2 separate regions of the Mus musculus genome follow, and region 1 is linked to region 2. Evidence: chromatin loops called from intact Hi-C (ENCODE). Cell type or tissue: heart. All regions are shown on one strand. Links, peaks and the distances in the headings refer to the core of each region. The heading gives the core; the rest is flanking DNA. Region 1 overlaps Pinx1 (PIN2/TERF1 interacting, telomerase inhibitor 1). Region 2 has its middle 38 kb from the start of Prss55.

Evidence for each region. Peaks named below come from ENCODE experiments on the same cell type or tissue, not always from the same donor. Only the 100,000 strongest peaks of a DNase experiment are listed, where the experiment ranks them.
Region 1: it touches region 2 in a loop (7-fold over the local background); 25 of 42 quality-filtered maps call a loop at or near these places.

Annotation. Positions count from the first base shown.
Region 1 is chr14:63,887,700-63,896,088 of GRCm38, forward strand. The region is part of intron 6 of Pinx1 (PIN2/TERF1 interacting, telomerase inhibitor 1); the gene reads left to right. Among named protein-coding and RNA genes, the nearest start is that of Pinx1, 32 kb to the left of the region's middle. In heart, for the core only: a CTCF peak has its summit at 3,023; a DNase peak (open chromatin) is centred at 4,302.
Region 2 is chr14:64,042,909-64,051,297 of GRCm38, forward strand. No RefSeq gene overlaps it. Among named protein-coding and RNA genes, the nearest start is that of Prss55, 38 kb to the right of the region's middle. In heart, for the core only: CTCF peaks have their summits at 4,717 (motif pointing left) and 6,504 (motif pointing left); DNase peaks (open chromatin) are centred at 3,573, 4,703, 6,393, 7,783 and 1 weaker place; H3K4me3 peaks cover 919 bases; H3K27ac peaks cover 1,925 bases.

The DNA.
Region 1 (8,389 bases), core at 274-8,273, 160 kb before region 2:
GTACAGGCAACAGCTTTTCTATTTGCTCTTTTATTTGGAGTTGTGGGTTCTCTCCTGTGAGCACTAGTTTATCAGCAGAGTGCAGTGGTACTAGGTATGTCTTCGATTCCCCTTCGCTGCAGAGGAATGCTGCTCGTATGCCACATTTAGATGGTTCTAGTGTGTGTAGTCTTGTTGCTGTTGCCCTTTGGCCAGCACAGTCATGGCCAGTGCGGAGGTACCATGCCTTATGGCAGCTGTGTTTCTTTAGCAAGCATCTTGCTGCCCCTTGGAATGCAGTTCCCAGCAGGTAGAGTGGTGCCAGGAACTCTTTCTCACTATAGAGCTTCTCTCAGAGGCAAACCTGCCCAGCTGACCTTGGTCTAGTCTTTTGAGTGGAGATGGTTTAAGTCAAGGACTGGGGCTCACGTCCCCATTATGTCACTCAGTCTTCAGAATGATTGGCAATTTTATAATTGCACATCACCTCCAGAAAAAGGAAGCTGAGGTCCAGAGAGAAAAAACTTGCTTAGTCTACCATGAAGCAGGACTGAGAGTTCCAGGCTGTGCTTCTGTGTGAAGAATTTAAAAATGAAATAAACCCCAGTGCCAGTGCAGTCCTCACTACCTGCCCCAATATTCTGGGTTCCCGAATGAAAGACACACACAGCCTTTATATTTTTATATGCCTAAATCGGCTCAATGGCTGGGCCACTTTCTAACCTCCGTGTGGTTAATCCATCCCCACCCCACTGCCGCCGATAATCCCAAGTTATTACTTACTAAATCCTACATTCTATCTTGGCTGCTTTGGACCCAGAGTGATGCCCAGCTGGACTGCACTCTCCCAGCTCCTCCCTGGGAGCTATGCCTCCCTGTCCTTCACTCTCCTCTCCTTCTCCTGGTGTGGGGATCTCCTTCTTCTCCCTTCTCCCTGTCCCTAGCCCAGGAATCCTAAAAGTCCCGCCTCTATCTGCCCTACTCACCCATTGGCTGTTGACATCTTTATTTACCAATCAGAACCAACTGGGGGCAGGGCCCCTCAGTGTCTTACATGCAGACATTCTTGCAATCAAGTTTTTGGGGGAACATAATTAGCCTGCGAATATAAGCAGCTACATTTCCCCCTTTGTCCAGTTAAAAAGGCCTTTTCTCTCAGGTATACATTGAAAATAATTATAACAATTATGTAAACTGTAAAGTATGATAAACACTAATAATGTCTAGCCTATCAATTTTGTCAACTTAGACACAGTACTCTATCATCTATCCTAACTTAAAGAGTTTGAAATTCTATACCTGAATTATGTTTTGATTTTAACTTGCATTAACAATCTGAAAACCATCCTTTCAAATTTAGAACATCTTCTTTAATGCTAAACAACTTAAGTTCAATAATGAGACTTAACTAATTTTCAAACCTGTCAGAAATCTGAGAAGGAATTAAATATTACCTGAAAATGTAGGAAGCACAAAAAAATATACAAATTGCTCTGGGCTCTGCTTCACCTGGGGAGCCTAAGGCCTATGTAGATGTAAAGATTCACCATTACCTTTAGCTGGTCAGCCAGAGCCTAGGTCTTGATCAGTTGCTTCTGATAGAGGCAAGGTGAGTTGCAGTTTGTGCTTAGCAAACCCTCAGTGTACCTTCTGATTTCCTTGCTTCCTGTCTGCACTATTTTCCTCTGCAGGGTGAGCCATGATTGCTTCATGATGCTAGGAAGAAGTCACTGTTGCTGCTGCTGTGGCTGTTGTTGTTGAGACAGGGTCTCCCTATGCAGTTCATGCCAGCTTTGAGCTCATAATGTACCCTAAACGGTCCTCAAACTTGAAATCTCCCCGCTTCCCCTTCCCAAGTGCTAGATTTTAAGTGTACACCTCTGCCTATCCTTCTTAAGGGTTTTTAATTCTAGGATTCCATTTCTCAGGAAGTGTTTTCATAAATGTCTTATCTCAATCGTCCTAAGCAAAGACAATAATAAATCTAGGGCAGAAACTTTTCTTAGGACCCTATACAATGCAGTTGCCTTACTAAATTTAACCTTGGCCAGATCTGTGGACCCTGCACTGAGTAGTACAGGCCCTGCACCAGGGTCCATTGTCTTGGCTGTGGGAAGGCTGGGATGAGAGTGGTTCCCTTTGCTTTTGAGGCTAGCATAGCACTAAAATTCCTACTTGTTCCCAGCCAGATCACGTACATGAACACCATTCTGTTTTAGTTAGCTGTGGCCAAAAAAGCCCAGTTTACTAAGTAAATGGTTCAGTAGAAGAACCATGGAACAGTGCTCCCTGGCATTGGGTGACACCCTGTGGTGGCTTTGGATCACACTGGCACTCTTCAGCTGCACAGGTTTGTTTCTATGTCATGCAGTCTACAGTCATCAAACCCTAGAAATAGCACCGGATCTGTATTTCAGGCTTTTACTAGGTTACAGTCCTGCATAAGATCTCACTTTGTGGAACTGACAGCAGAGGTAGAAGGATGTTAATTAAGCAAATCAAAACAAGGTAAATGAGACTTACAGTCCAGAAATAACAAACAGAAATGAGACCATGTAGTAAGTAGCGAGAGCAGGTCTGTCATCATTTCACAGACCTGCACCGAAGTCCTCTGCACTTCTAGTCATGACTTTCCACAGGAATTCAACCTGTCTGAGCTTCACTGGTCAGCCAGAACTACAGTCCCAGCATTGGCTACTGAGTTCCTCATGCAAACATGGGTAGAAAGTCACACTAACCAGAAAAACTTACTGGCCCAATAATGTCCTATGGCCCATGTTCCCATCTGTCTTGGAAAATAGTGCCTTCGCTTGGCCTCCTGCTAAGTGACTCTTACCAAAAGGCTGTGTGCTGTGACTGTAGATAGCAGGCCTCTGTGTTGAGTCACATGCACGGGTCACACTTTTGTCTGATAAACCACAGTTGAGAGAGACAGGTAGGATGACAGCTGTAAAGTTCTCTCCCTTGGATATGGCCACCTGGTTCTGCCTTCTCTGGAGGCCTTTTCCTGGTCTCATGTCTATCAAAGCCAAGTGGGTGTTGAGGGAACTGCATGGGAGTCTCTTAATGGCAGAATAAGCTGCGTTGTGGAGCCATGGCAGGAAATGGAGGCGACAGTCTTCACCTGCCTGGCTGCTCTCAGGCCTGTGAGAAACTCTGCGCTCTAAAGCCTGTACCCTAAAGCCCAGCACTGACACACTGATGCACACACCCTTCACTGCTGTCAGCTTTACTGCTCATGAGTATGGGATTTCAAACTACTAGCATAAAACTGCAGGCTTACAGTAAAACATTTAACTTAGTGACTTGCCTTGCCATTTTTGTGACTATTTCTTCTAAGTATAACAAAATAGATTTTTTTAATGGCAACATTAAGAAACTTTTCTCTAACTACCATGCGTATTGAAATAGTTTAAATAAGCTATCTGCAGCTTATCGGTTTTTAAGAAATTAGAGAGGTCATCATTCCTAATTCCTTTCTGTAAAAGTAGGTTTAGGTACACACTCAGGTTTTTAAAGTTTATGTGATGGAGGGTTGTTTTAGTTAGAACTTTACTGCTGTGAACAGACACAATGATAAAAGCAACTCTTATAAGGACAACATTTAATAGGGGCTGGCTTACAGGTTCAGAGGTTCAGTCCATTATCATCAGGGCAAGAACATGGCAGCATCCAAGCAGGCATGGTGTAGGAGGAGCTGAGAGTTCTAGATCTTCATCTGAAGGCTGCTAGCATAATACTGGCTTCCAGGTAGCTAGGACTAGGGTATAAAAGCCCACACCCACAACGACACACCTGCCCTAACAAGGCCACACCTCCAGTATATTCAAACTATTACAAAGGTCTGTCTGTCTTTCTTTCTTCCTCTCTCTCTCTCTCTCTCTCTTTCTCTTTCTTTCTTTCTTTCTTTCTTTCTTTCTTTCTTTCTTTCTTTCTTTCTTTCTTTCTTTCTTTAGATTTATTTATTATATGAGTGCACTGTAGCTGTCTTTGGACACACCAGAAGAGGTATCGGATCCCATTATAGATGGTTGTGAGCCACCATGTTGTTCCTGGGAATTGAACTCAGAACCTTTGGAAGAGCAGTTGGTAAGTGCTCTTAACCGCTGAGCCATCTCTCCAGTGGTCTGTTTCTTACAAATAGCAGAAAATGATATGTAAACAGAATACATTTCTGAGCATCATTGATCATAACCACTACGTAAGACGTAACATGTTCTTCCCCCTAGAGGATGGCTCTTTGACCTTGTGAGTGATGGCTGTGTTTCCTACAGACCATTCTTCCTTGTGCAGTGTAGGGTGTCTTTTGGAAAGCTGGCACCAGGTGGAGCTCCTGAGTAGTAGCGTTCACTGTCTCCAGTTCATGGCTAAAGACACTTAAATACTCAGTCTCTGCCTTAAGTAGATAGGTTGACATTTTTAACCAATTTCTAGAAAACTGCTGTATGATTGCAGAGGCACAAATTCAAAATAATTCCTTTTCCTCCACTTAAAATAAAAGATGGTTTCCCCTTTTGAGAGTTGCAAAAGCAACAGGTGACTGAAAGGAGATCAGCTAGGTCCAGTTTGTTACCAGTGTGCTGCCCCACACACCCATCCGTGGTGCAGCTTCAGAATTATCTGCTGGACTATTTGCTCTCAAGAGTCCTAGCTACTAGCTGGGCTGATTAAGGGAATGTAACTATGTTTTTTCTTCATTAATAATTTCCATTGTAGAGCTAGAGATGTAGCCTAGCAACCACCCATGGGGTAGAGGCAAGAGGACCACGCTGTAGAAGAGCACGTATTTGCGGGTAGAGGAAGGTTGGAACTAGATCGGCTTCAGTTGAAGCTGTGGCCAGTGCCTCATATTAGTTCTTCATCCCACCCAACTCCCAAGTGTCCCGTGGGTTATAGATATTTGGAAGCATGCGGTCAATTAACAAAGCTATATTGTAGCCTTCTTAGAGCTTTTTCTGTGTTAATGAACACAGCCCTCCTCCTAAACGTCACTTAGTTATCGTATGTAGAACTTATTTATTTATTTATTTATTTATTTATTTAGGCTCCTCGGATTAAATTGTGGAAAGATGTTCTGCATGACTAAGAGAAGAAACCACTGGTCAAGAAAAAGAAGTGAAGGCAGAGCAACTTTGCCAGATTAAGATTGTCTGGAGTAAGCTGATTGTTTTCATAGTGTTTCCCATGTCCTGCGTGGTCCAGTCATCCCCATAGCTGAGGAGACTATACTGAGACACCAGTGCATTTTAGAAACCTTGGATACTACTCAGCCCTGTGAGATGTATACTATGTCCTTACTCTATGAACTGTAGCATTGCCAAATAGTACTGGAGATAGCCTGTCCCAGGTTCCATGCCCTGGAGTAACTTTTGCAACCCTCTGTCTATACTTAGGAGTCATTATTAAGTAAAATTAGGGTTCTTTAAACACAAGAGCTGTGACACTAGGCAGTTGATCAGATAACAGAAATTATTATCAATGACTAACAGGTGAGCAGCATATATACCATGAACACACTGAACAAAAAGACAATTTGTGTTCCAGTCAAGATTATGTCAGATGTTATCACACTTATTAGAACTGTGAAGTTTAAATTGTATTTTTCTGCAATTTTGCACTTAGTATTTTTAGACTGTGGTTAAGCTTGGAAACCGTTGTAGAGAATCTGGGAAGTTTTAGAGGTAAACAAACAGAATGGCAGTCTGGAAAGCATGCCTAGTGAGCTGGGTAATCCATATAATTGAGAATTGTTGTCATGGTTTTTGTGTGTCTGTCCTCCAGAAGACAGGCTGATGCCAAGAGGATATGGGGTAAGGGTAGAAATGCAAGGCCATCAGTCAGCACAGTGCCCATGTCAGAGTTTTGCACATTAATCTCTACCCTGGTTAAAATTCCTTTGTACTCCACATGGCCTAGGGGGACCTCTGCCTTCAGTCCTTGACTCTGACTTCATGGTAAAGCTCTTCTTCCTAGACTGCCCATTGTTCAGGTTTTACCCAGCATGCCCAGCAGATGAGTCATTCCTGTGCATCACTGTGTGCTTCTGTAACCAGTTTTAGCTCCATCCCTTCTTCATCACATCCCCATGTGATCTTACTGGTGCGCTAACACTCCAGCTTTGCCACCACAGGACTCGCAGCATCCCTGGCTACCTCCCTGTATTAAAACACCTGACGGACGCTTCTGTGACTGAAAGAGTTCAGCGTAAGCCTCCTTTAGGCACTTAAAGCAATTGTTCTGTTTTTGCTTTTCTGTACAAATCCTTTGTTCAGATGAATGGGGTGGAAGCTTAGATACCATGAGGGTCATGTGGTGTTCATGAGTGAGAGCATGTTTGTGATTGTTGGTTCGTAGTGGCTGTCATATTTGGAACTCTCTAGCATAGACCTGTATGTTAAAAGTGAGACCACTTTGATTTTTAACACTGACCAACTTCAGTGACACTGTGTTTTGAAAGTCTTGGAGATTCATTTTGTTTTCCTATAATCAGTGAGTAAGTCATGAAGTTCTGGGGTAAATGCTTAGTTTTTCCATAAAGTGACATTAATTGCTGGAGATTTTGGTTGATAGCTTCCAAAGGGTGCTTTTGCTTCTTTGAATGTTGGGGTGGGACCTGAGCCAAGCCTTTGTAGCTAAGCAAGAGAAATTTCTATGCACTTACTTGTCTGAGATAGAGGTTCGATAACCTTTAGCCCTGGATATTTAAGAAACATCGACAACAACCAAGTCTCCTATGTAGTCCTGGCCAGCCTGGAACTCCCAGCTTTCCTTTGCCTCCTGAGTACACCACCAGGCCTGGCTTGAGGTGTGGATTTTTGTTTGTTTGTTTGTTTGTTTTGTTTTTTTCTCTTGTAGATCCAATAGACATTTTTTAATATTGAAATTTCACCTAGCCAAAATGACTTTTTATAGCAAATTAATCTTAAGAGTTTTTTAATAATTTATTTTGTTTTGTCTTTTTAAAAAATATTTATTTATTTAATTTATGAGTGCTCTGCTGTGTATATATCTACAGACCAAAAGAGGGCATCAGATCTCCTTATAGATAGTTGTGAGCCATCATATGGTTGCTGGGAATTGAACTCAGGGCCTCTAGAAGAGCAGCCAATGCTCTTAACTGCTGAGCCATCTCACTAGCCCAATAATCTTAGAGTTTTACATTTAGAAAGTCAACACATGAGCTAGAGAGATGGCTCAGTGGTTAAGAGCACTGGCTGCTCTTCCAGAGGTCCTGAGTTCAATTCCCAGCAGGTATGTGGTGGCTCACAACCATCTGTAATGGGATAATGCCCTCCTCTGGCATGCAGGTGTAAATGCAAATAGAGCATTCATATGTCTAAAATAAACAAGTAAATCTTAGAAAGAAGGAAGAAGGAAAAGGAAGCCAACACACTCTTGAATTTTATTTTCCTGATTTAACAGGCATCAGTCTTCCCAGTGAGTTATCTGGAGACATGTTCCATGTTTATTTCCCTTCTTTGTCACCATCCCTCCTCAACTGTGTTGAAGTCCTCAGTGCGGCTTGGACAGGAAGCCTCTCAGTCAACACAGTAGACGACGCTCTCTATTGTTGGGAAGAAGTCAGAGCACCTTTTATGTGGTGTCCTAGAAACTGAGCACCATCTTCACAAAGTTTCTGCACTAAGACTGGAGCTTGTAATGCCAAGTCTAATGCGAAAGCACCGTGCTACTAATTTAAAGTTATACCAACTAAAGAAGTTAGTCATATGTTCTGATTGTTTTTGCCCCAAGTCCATATAGAGCCGTGCTAACTTCGTGAATAGTACCGCTCTTCTTTGTAGGTTAGAGGAGCTATTTGTATGGATAGTTACAGGCTCTACATTTTCATTTTATTACATTTGTTTGTTTGTTTGTGGTGAGGGTACATGTGCCGTGGTGTGATGTAGAGCTCAGAGGACAACTTGGAGGAGTTGGTTTTCTCCTCTCATCATGCCCTGGGGATTGTACTTAGGTCCTCAGATTTAGTAGCAAGTGCGCTTAGCCACAGAACATCTATTTACAATTAAAATTTAAATTACTAGGAAAAGAAATAGCAAGCAGTGAATTGTGATTCATAACCAAGAGCTGAACATTCATAGTTCTTAGGAGTCTGCCTAAAAACCTCATGTGAATTTAAGTTGGGGGGGGGGCATGCACCTCTGTGTATAGAGGCCAGAGGCTGACATTGTGTGTCTTTCTAGATGACCATCAGAGATTCGAATCCAGTTTCATTTGATTATGTTAGGCATTTTACTGACTGAGCCATCTCCACAGCCCAACTTTCCCATTCTCAAAGAGAAAAATTAAGAATTGATTGTTACTAAAAATAATTGCTAAGCAACTATCCAGTCTCCATTTTTAGCTTATCTTTAGTTGCCCAAATTTAAAGCCATTCCTATATCTCTGACTA
Region 2 (8,389 bases), core at 76-8,075:
ATACTATCTCCAACAGGGACCAAGCTCTTCCTGTCTCCCTATCTCCCCACCCCACAATGGTCTGAAATACCCTGAGACCAAGAGCTAACTTAGGTGGTCCTCCTTAAATGATGCTTCTATCAGGTATTTTATTCTTATAGGAGTGACATATGGAATGACTACACTAGATGGTAGAGCACCAGAAAAATCCTCACTGTCCAAGGCTTTTATGGAGAGGTGCCAGGGACCATGAGCTGCGACAGCTAAAAGCAAAAACATACTGAGCAGGGGTCTAAGAGATTCTTCTCCCTCCCCTGGAAGGTTTCACCAAACCTCAGAATCTCTTGAGGGTTCCGGGACTTCCTGGATGAGGTGACTCCCCACTGCCTGCTTTCCTCAGGAGCCTCAGTCTGACACACGGTCCCTACAGGTACAGTAGCAGGCCTGGAGGTGTCAGGGAGTGAGCTCTGCCATTTCTTCCTTTGTGCCCACTTTGCCCAACTGCTACACTGCAAAGACTGCATACATATCATCAGTATGATTAGAGGTGAGCTAACAACTTTGCTGTGCCTCAGTTTACCCGTCAACCAACACTGGCTTTATATTCCTATCGCCATATAGTCATGAGAATCCGATGGCACAGCGGATGTGGAGACATGTCGCAGAAACTGTAAAGTCCCTATTACTTCAATGGGTTAAGTACCATTTAACTCAGAGGTGCAGGACTTCTATAGAACACGTTTTAACAGGGAGGGGGCGTGGACTGCAGCGTCCTCATATAGGAGGCAGCACGTGATTGGCTTCCCAGAGTGGTGCTCTGACAGGAGATGAGAGTTAAGGTGTATTTGAAGGAGGAAATATGGCTCAGCTGTGTGTACAGTAGCAAGAGGGCAGAGGCAGGCCTGGGAGCGAGGGATGGCACTGTGACCTGACACCTAGCCCCTAAAGTCCCCTTCTCTCACCCTGGCCCATCCTGCCTGCAGAGACATCAATCCTGATGATAGAGCATGCTTTGCCAACTCATCGCCCTGAGAGACCCTGCTCCTCTCTATTCCCTGTCACTGTGACAGGCTCTCAGCCCCCCTCCAGTTTTGATGGATGGCCCTGAACTGGCTTTCATGCATCTCCGTCTTCCCCAGAAGCTGTGACACAAGTAATTGGTGTCACCTCCATGGTCGCATGCCAAGTGCTGACAAAACAGCCCATAATAGGGGCTTGGTGCTCTGTCCTTGATTGCATGGGAAGAGGCTGCTGGGAAATGGTCCAGCACAGACATAACCTCTTGGGACTCAACGAGGAAGTGGCACATGCAAAGACTCCTGACCCCAACCCCACAGTTCTTATCCTGTGTGTGGCTTCTTCGAGAGCTGAATGGGCTAGGGACGAAGGGCTGCAGACCTCAAGAGCCGCCACTCCTTGATTCTTGCCAGCAAAGGTCCGGCTAATGCCCTTCTTAGTCCAAATGGCTTTCAGCTACAACACAGACTGAGGAACTGGAAGAGCCTAGTGATAGTCGAGTAGCCTGCTTGTGACCCAGAATACTCTATGTTAAGTAAGACAGACCTTGATCTCCTAGGAGACTATCAGGATAGAGGGAAGAAAGTGGCCTTCTGACATCTTGCTTGTCTCCTACAAGAGGGTAGCATTCCACCATACTTCATAGCATGGCATAGAAGCACAGGGAACTAAGGCCACACACTGAGACCTCCTATATGTCCCCAGAGGAACACTTCCCACTCCTTGCTCCCTGGCACCTCACCAGGAGCCAACAGAATCAGGGTAGGCTGAGAGTTGTAGGGGCACAAACCTCCCATCTCTCTAACACGCTAAAACCTGTCCTTCCTGAGGCCCAGATACACAAGGCTGTGTCCTTGAACCAGGTTCAGTGGTCCTTCTTGGCATCTGCTGACAGGCCTCTATCTATACTCTGGTTTTGCAGTGAAAGCCAGGCCTGGAACTGCTGGCTGTGGACACTGAGACCCTCCAGCTGCAGCCTCAGACCCTGTGGCAGCTGGTGCTTTCCTCTTGGTATGGGTCCTGGGCACCAGACCTCACGGTGCACACAGAACCTCAGCACACAACATCCCTGGCTCCGTTGTGCCTTCCTTTGCTGCTTCCGTCACTCTCTTCTTTACTTTTACTTCTTCATTAGAATGCTGTTCACCTTTTGCAAACTGCTCTAAGCCCTGATCCACAGAAGGCAGGCTCACCAATGAAGGGCCAGGCAGGTCGTAAACCATGCTCTGAGCTGTGACCAGGAAGGGACAGCAGACATACAAGGCTTCTCCTGCACCAGGGACTGGGTCTACAGTGGCTGTATCCCACAGGGAGTGATTTTATATCCACCACCCTTGTGTTCTGTGCACTGCCAACGACAGTTCTCCTGTTATAAAAAGTATGTCTTGGCTGCAAGGTAGCTAAACCTCCGGGAAACAAATGGGGTGATATGTGTGCATCATTTAACCATGAGGCAGCTTGGTGTCTTATTGGGCACAAGTCTCAGGGTGTGTGGTTTCCCTAAAGCCCCCAAGGGCTAGCCTGTCTAAGTGACTATCAGGCCTACCTAAGATCTTATTTGTTTCAGTCTAACTTCCAGAGTGGGGTGAAAAGCCTTTTTTATGGCTGAATTTGACTTTGATGGTGTCATATGTTTTTTGAAGATAACAAATATATGGTTGGGGCTGGGCGAGGTGGTGCACACCTTTAATCCCAGCACTCGGGAGGCAGAGGCAGGCGAATTTCTGAGTTTGAGGCTAGCCTGGTCTACAGAGTGAGTTCCAGGACAGCCAGGGCTACACAGAGAAACCCTGTCTCACAAAACAAACAAACAAACAAACAAACAAAACCAAATATATGGTTTTTGTTTCTCAAATCCATCTTACTTGCTTATATTTTTAAAATAATTCTGTGCATGTGCATATGTGTGTGTTCATGCATGTGACAATGCCTGGGTCTGGAATCCAGAGAAGAATACTCAGGAGTTGGTCAATTCCTTCCACCACTGTCTTTTGAATGCAGGTAGTCAAGCTGGCACAAGTGCTTTTACCTACTGAGCTATCTCAGTGGCCCTAGTCTGTGTCTTTTGGTTGGGAATTTAGCCCATTTATGTTCAAAGTTATAACTGAACGCTCTGTGCTGATTCTTGTCTTCAGTTCATGCCCTAACTACTGGGGAACACGGGAAAGAACTGGAGAAGCTTGCTCTGGGCTCTCCTGGAAGCTCTTGCCATCCAGCATGGGACGGTTGCAAGAGCCCTTCTTGGATTCGTAGCTCTGTCTGCTCCACGGTGAAAAGAAAAGAGGCTTGTAGGCTGACTGGCAGGGGAAGCTCCTGGATGGAGCAGCTCCCCTGGGGAATAGAGCTTACAATACCCAGAGAGTAGTCTCTGTTGATTCTTGAGCGACAGCCTGGGAGAGCCCCCCACCGCCCCCGCCGCCGCCGCCCGCCCCGCCGCCAGCCGCTCAGCTCATTGTCCCACACAGGGTAGTCGGCTCTGATTCTGGGACTCAGTCCTTGAGCCACAGCCTGGGAGAGCCCCTGCTGCCGCCCGCTGCTCATTGTCCAAGTGCTGCCACTTTTCCTCTGCTACATTGTTCCCTTATCAGCATTCCACACACTGTGGTGGCTGCACAGGAAAGCATGGCCACCACTGAGGCTGTCGCCTGGGTGGTGGATGCCAGGTGTCCCGCCACACAATCGGCCCCTCAGGCCCATCCCAGAGCCCGGACAAACTGGTCCACTAGGGCAACATTTGGCTGACCCTGCTCTCTTCAGGGTTGTTAAAGGAGAGAATAAAGAAGAACAGACTCTAGTCCTGGTGACCTCAGGAGGCACGTGTGGCACTGCTGGGTCTCTGCCCTCACTGCGATGTCCCACGGGAACTGAAATCTCTGGTCCATGACGGTGAAGCATAGGCTGGTGCTATGGAGAAAGTCAAGGAAGGCAGGGAAAAGAAAAACGCTTCAGGGACTGCTCTTAATGGACATTAGGCTGGTGGTTGGGAGGAACGGTGCCATCTGTAGTTCCTGAACCGTTTTCTGAAGTGAATGGTTTAGACTCAATATGACAGCTTCTACCCAGGGATTGGGGAACAAGGTCTAGCAGGAAGTGGGAGCAATTTGTTTTGGGTCTGCACTAGCCTAGAATACTCTTGGGCACTAAGGAAGGTGGGTGGTGCTGATGCAACAAATTAAACTATTAGACACCTAATTAAATTTGAATATTTAAATCAGTGAATAAGAGCTTTAAAAATGTCTTATCCCTATGATATGGTGGCAAACACCAGAGTACTGGAGGTGCAGACCAGAGGGTCAGGGTCATCCTCGGCTAATACTGAGCTGATCTCAAATAAATGAAACAAAACAGATATAGTCATGTAATGTTTAGCTCAAACACTTAAATGCTACACTGAAATGCAAGAGTAATCAGGCAATCTGTGTTTTATTTTGTCTCATCCACCAGGAGAGTGAGAGAGACCTCAAGAGGTCTGGGGCAGCCCCTCTCAAAGTTTGGGTCTCAAGCTCTTTTCTGCTTCTTCGGGTAGCACCCATCATCAGGGCTTATGGGTACAGGAGAAGCCTCCCAGCTGTTCTATTACCCTGAAAAACAAAACAAAACAAAGCAAAACAGACAAAAACACAAAAAGCAAAACAAACAAAAACCCACAAAAACAAAACAAAACACCAGCAGCTAGGTTAGTGCTTCATTTACAGGTGGTGTATCTCCCTCGCCCCCTGCTGGCAACATCAGATATTACAGCTTCTTGGTCAGGTCTTGTCCTGGAAATCTCTGAGCCCTGAGTCTGAGACCACCCACCTTTCATCTGCCTGGGGGAAATCAGAAATGTGGATTTTTGTGAAGAAAATCACACTATCCTCTGTGTATCATAATTTCTGAAATATCACCTTACCTTACCCCAGTCAAGTAGGAATTTAGAGAAAATAGCATAATTTTCACCAATTTTATGTACCCAGAGTCTAGAAATTTCTAGAAACAAAAAAAGTTCATGACACTTGTGAGCTAACAAGACTCAAGCCCTTAAGAAGACAGAAACTCTAGGATTGGAGACAAGATAGATGCAGAAGGGTCTCCTCACATCAGAGCAGGAAGTCACTGCCCCAAAGAATTTCAAAGCCCCTTGCTTCTGCATTCTGGTTACCGTGGAACGTTGAATGCACACACACTCCATGTGCCGCTAGGACACCTAGGACACTAGGGCACATCAGTGCTATCTCAACCTCGTGACATCTATGCTCCGAGTGGAACGCTGACAGAGTTGTGAGCCTAAACTCACAAGCATCCTGGGATCTGCAGATGGGGAGAGCTGGGCTTGGTGGTTCCTCAACAGTTTGGAGGTCTTTCAGGAAAACAAGGTGAGATCGTGAGCCCATAGGTCTGGAAGTCAACGTTCATTTGGAAAGAATAAATAAATCACAATTAGCATATGTTGATAAAGGCTTTATCATCGGAGGTGGTTTTAGGCTCACAAGAAAGTTGAGGTATACAGAGTTCCCAAGTTCCCATGGGGTTCCCTCCATGATGAGCATTTCCCACTGGAGCAGGACCTGCATTGTTTGTTTTGACTTTTTGTGTGTTTACTTATTGTGGCACCGTCTCACTCTATAGCGCTGGTTAGCCTGGGAACCAGGCCAGCCTTAAACTCAGACCCACCTGCCTCTGCCTCCCAAGTGCTGGGATGAAAGGTGTGCACACCAAGGCCAAAAACTCAACCCAGGCTGTGACTGTACCCACAAAGGCCTGGCTGCCCCTGAGGCAATGGTATTGTGTGTGTGTGTGTGTGTGTCTGTGTGTGTGTGTGTCTGTGTGTGTGTGTGTGTGTCTGTGTGTGTGTGTGTGTGTGTGTGTGTGTGTCTGTGTGTGTGTGTGTGTGTGTGTGTGTCTGTGTGTGTGTGTGTGTGTGTGTCTGTCTGTCTGTGTGTGTGTGTGTCTGTGTGTGTGTGTGTCTGTCTGTCTGTTTGTCAGGGTCATTTTCCAAGAAGCGCTGCCTAGTGAGAGTGACTCCGAGACCCATCTTTCTCCTTGTCTCTGAAGCAATATTAATCTTACTCTGCCAAGGTTTAAAGTGGGTGCAGTTTGTACTACTATCCCTACGCTACCCTGTCCTCCACCCCAAAGACAACAACACGGCAGTGACTGCCCGGTAAATGAGAATACTAAAGGGGAGGCATCGTGAAGGAAGTAATTTGATCTCCTGAGATGTGAAGGCAAGGTTCAAAGTCAGTGGAACAGAACAAGAAGAACAGGAGGAAACACCACACAATGGCCACAGGCTGGTGTGAACGGTTCTCCGCAGAGGACGGCTCACCAGGTTTGAGTTCTGAGTTCCTGGGCAAGGCAAGGAAGCTCTTTGTGATCCAAGAGCTTTCTTGTTCAGTGGCCTGATTTGGACAGGGCTTGGAGGAGCCCTGAGGACAGTTTGGATGATTGATCACCCTTAGGGATCAGAATTCTAGTTCCTGCTGGGTTCATGAGTTGTGTTTAGGTAAGCAGTGCCCTCTACTGCTCTGTTGCTTGCATTGCAGTTCCCAGGGCAGCTACTTTGCCTGGAGCCTTGTCAACAGGGGAAAGTGGAACAGGTTAAGACACCAAGCATCTTCAACCAAAACAGAGGTTTCTGCACAAGCCACACACAGTGGTCTTCAGAAACCGGGAGTTTTGTGTCCGAGAAGTGAAGGGTTTGTGGACACCAAGCTAGATTAGGTCTATCTACATTGGCTGTCTTTGTTCTGAACATGCAGACATTTTCCCCCATTATTCCCTAAACAATACATCAGAGCAAATACTGACATAACATTCACATCATGTTAAGTACGATAAGTAGTGTATAGATGATTTAAAATATGCGCATGAGTTTCATGCGAAGAATATGCCATTTTCTATAAGGGGCTTGAATTTCTGGAGGTCTGGACCCCTGCCTGTGTGGGACCTTAGAATCAGTCCCCTATGGATACTAAGGGGTAACTATTTAGATTTTTGCATGAGATGAAAGTTAGAGATCTATCAAGATACAAACATATTTACATTTGCTGCATCGTCAAAAGCCAAAGAACTTTTGTCTACTTAGTTGGCTCCAGCGGACTGGGTAGCATCAGCTTTGGATCTTCAGGAAGACAGCACATCCAATCCCCCATTTAGCCCATGTGGATGGTTTCACAAGCTGTTTTATTGGCTTAACTAACCAATTAAGAATGCCTAAGCTTATATTTACGATATTCTCAGGGCTTAATAGTAGCAGGACTTTGCACCCCATGGCATATAGGCGCATTTTCTAGGAAGACTTTATCCTCCGGTTTCCAGTGAAAGGGTACCCTTGAGTTTTCACATCGAGTACCTAGGTGCTTGCTCCATGCCTCCCGGACTGGGAGATCTGTTCCCAGGAGCTCCACAACAGTAGTAGCTATGCTAAGTGTCCTGGATGAGGTGGCTCTTCATGAAGAACCACATCTATTACTGAAGGCTGTTTCCCCTCTAAGTCCCTTGCCAAGCTGAGGATGGGAAAGAAAGTGAGATTAAGAAAAGAAACCCACACTATTTAACCAGATCAGATGCCCAGAGGGTTTCTTGGAAACTCCCAGGGCATGGGAGCCATCACAAAGGATAATAAACAGAAAGTGCAAGAAGGGACAGCCCAGTGGCTTTCCTTTGATCCTGTTTCCTCTGCAGGGCTCAGGGCGCCTAGGTTCCACGCTGCAGTTTTGTTCTACTGTCTGACTGTGGCTTAGTGTGCAAACAGAAACCTCTTCCTCTGACCCAAGGCAAGCAGACCAAGAGGAAGCTCCCCAGGGACTCTGTCCTGCTTGTCCCCACCCTCCAGCGTCAGAAGGTCTACGGCTAGAGAATCCTGGTGCCCTCGGCTTCTGCTGAGTTTGCTGAGCTTTGGGTGGGGAACCTGGAAAGTGAAAAGCCACGTTTGACCTCATTAAACACACACGTGCTTGCACACACACACACACACACACACACACCCTTCTGACTGTAAATACAGGATTCCAACTCTAAATGAAACAATAAGAGCTGGATTCAATGAGGCTCCCGGGCAAACAGAGTGTTTAGGGTTTTGTTGAGATTCTATTGTGTTGACTGGAGGTTCTTAATACAGTAAGACAGCAAGAGGCTTCCTGTTATGGAAACAGGCAAACCCTGACATTCAGAGAGTCAATCTATACAGCAACTGGATAAACAAGCAAGATAACCATCAGCCATAATTGACACAATAGTCAAGAGGGCATTGCTTGGGGAAGGAGCTGGCACAGACCCAAACAATTCAGAAGAGTACAGTGCAAACCATCTCCTGGAACAATCCCCATTCACCGTGCCATGAACTGAAGCATGGCCCTGCACACAGGGGCTCCAAGGCCCTGAAGGGGGCATACACAGAGAGAGACCTTTT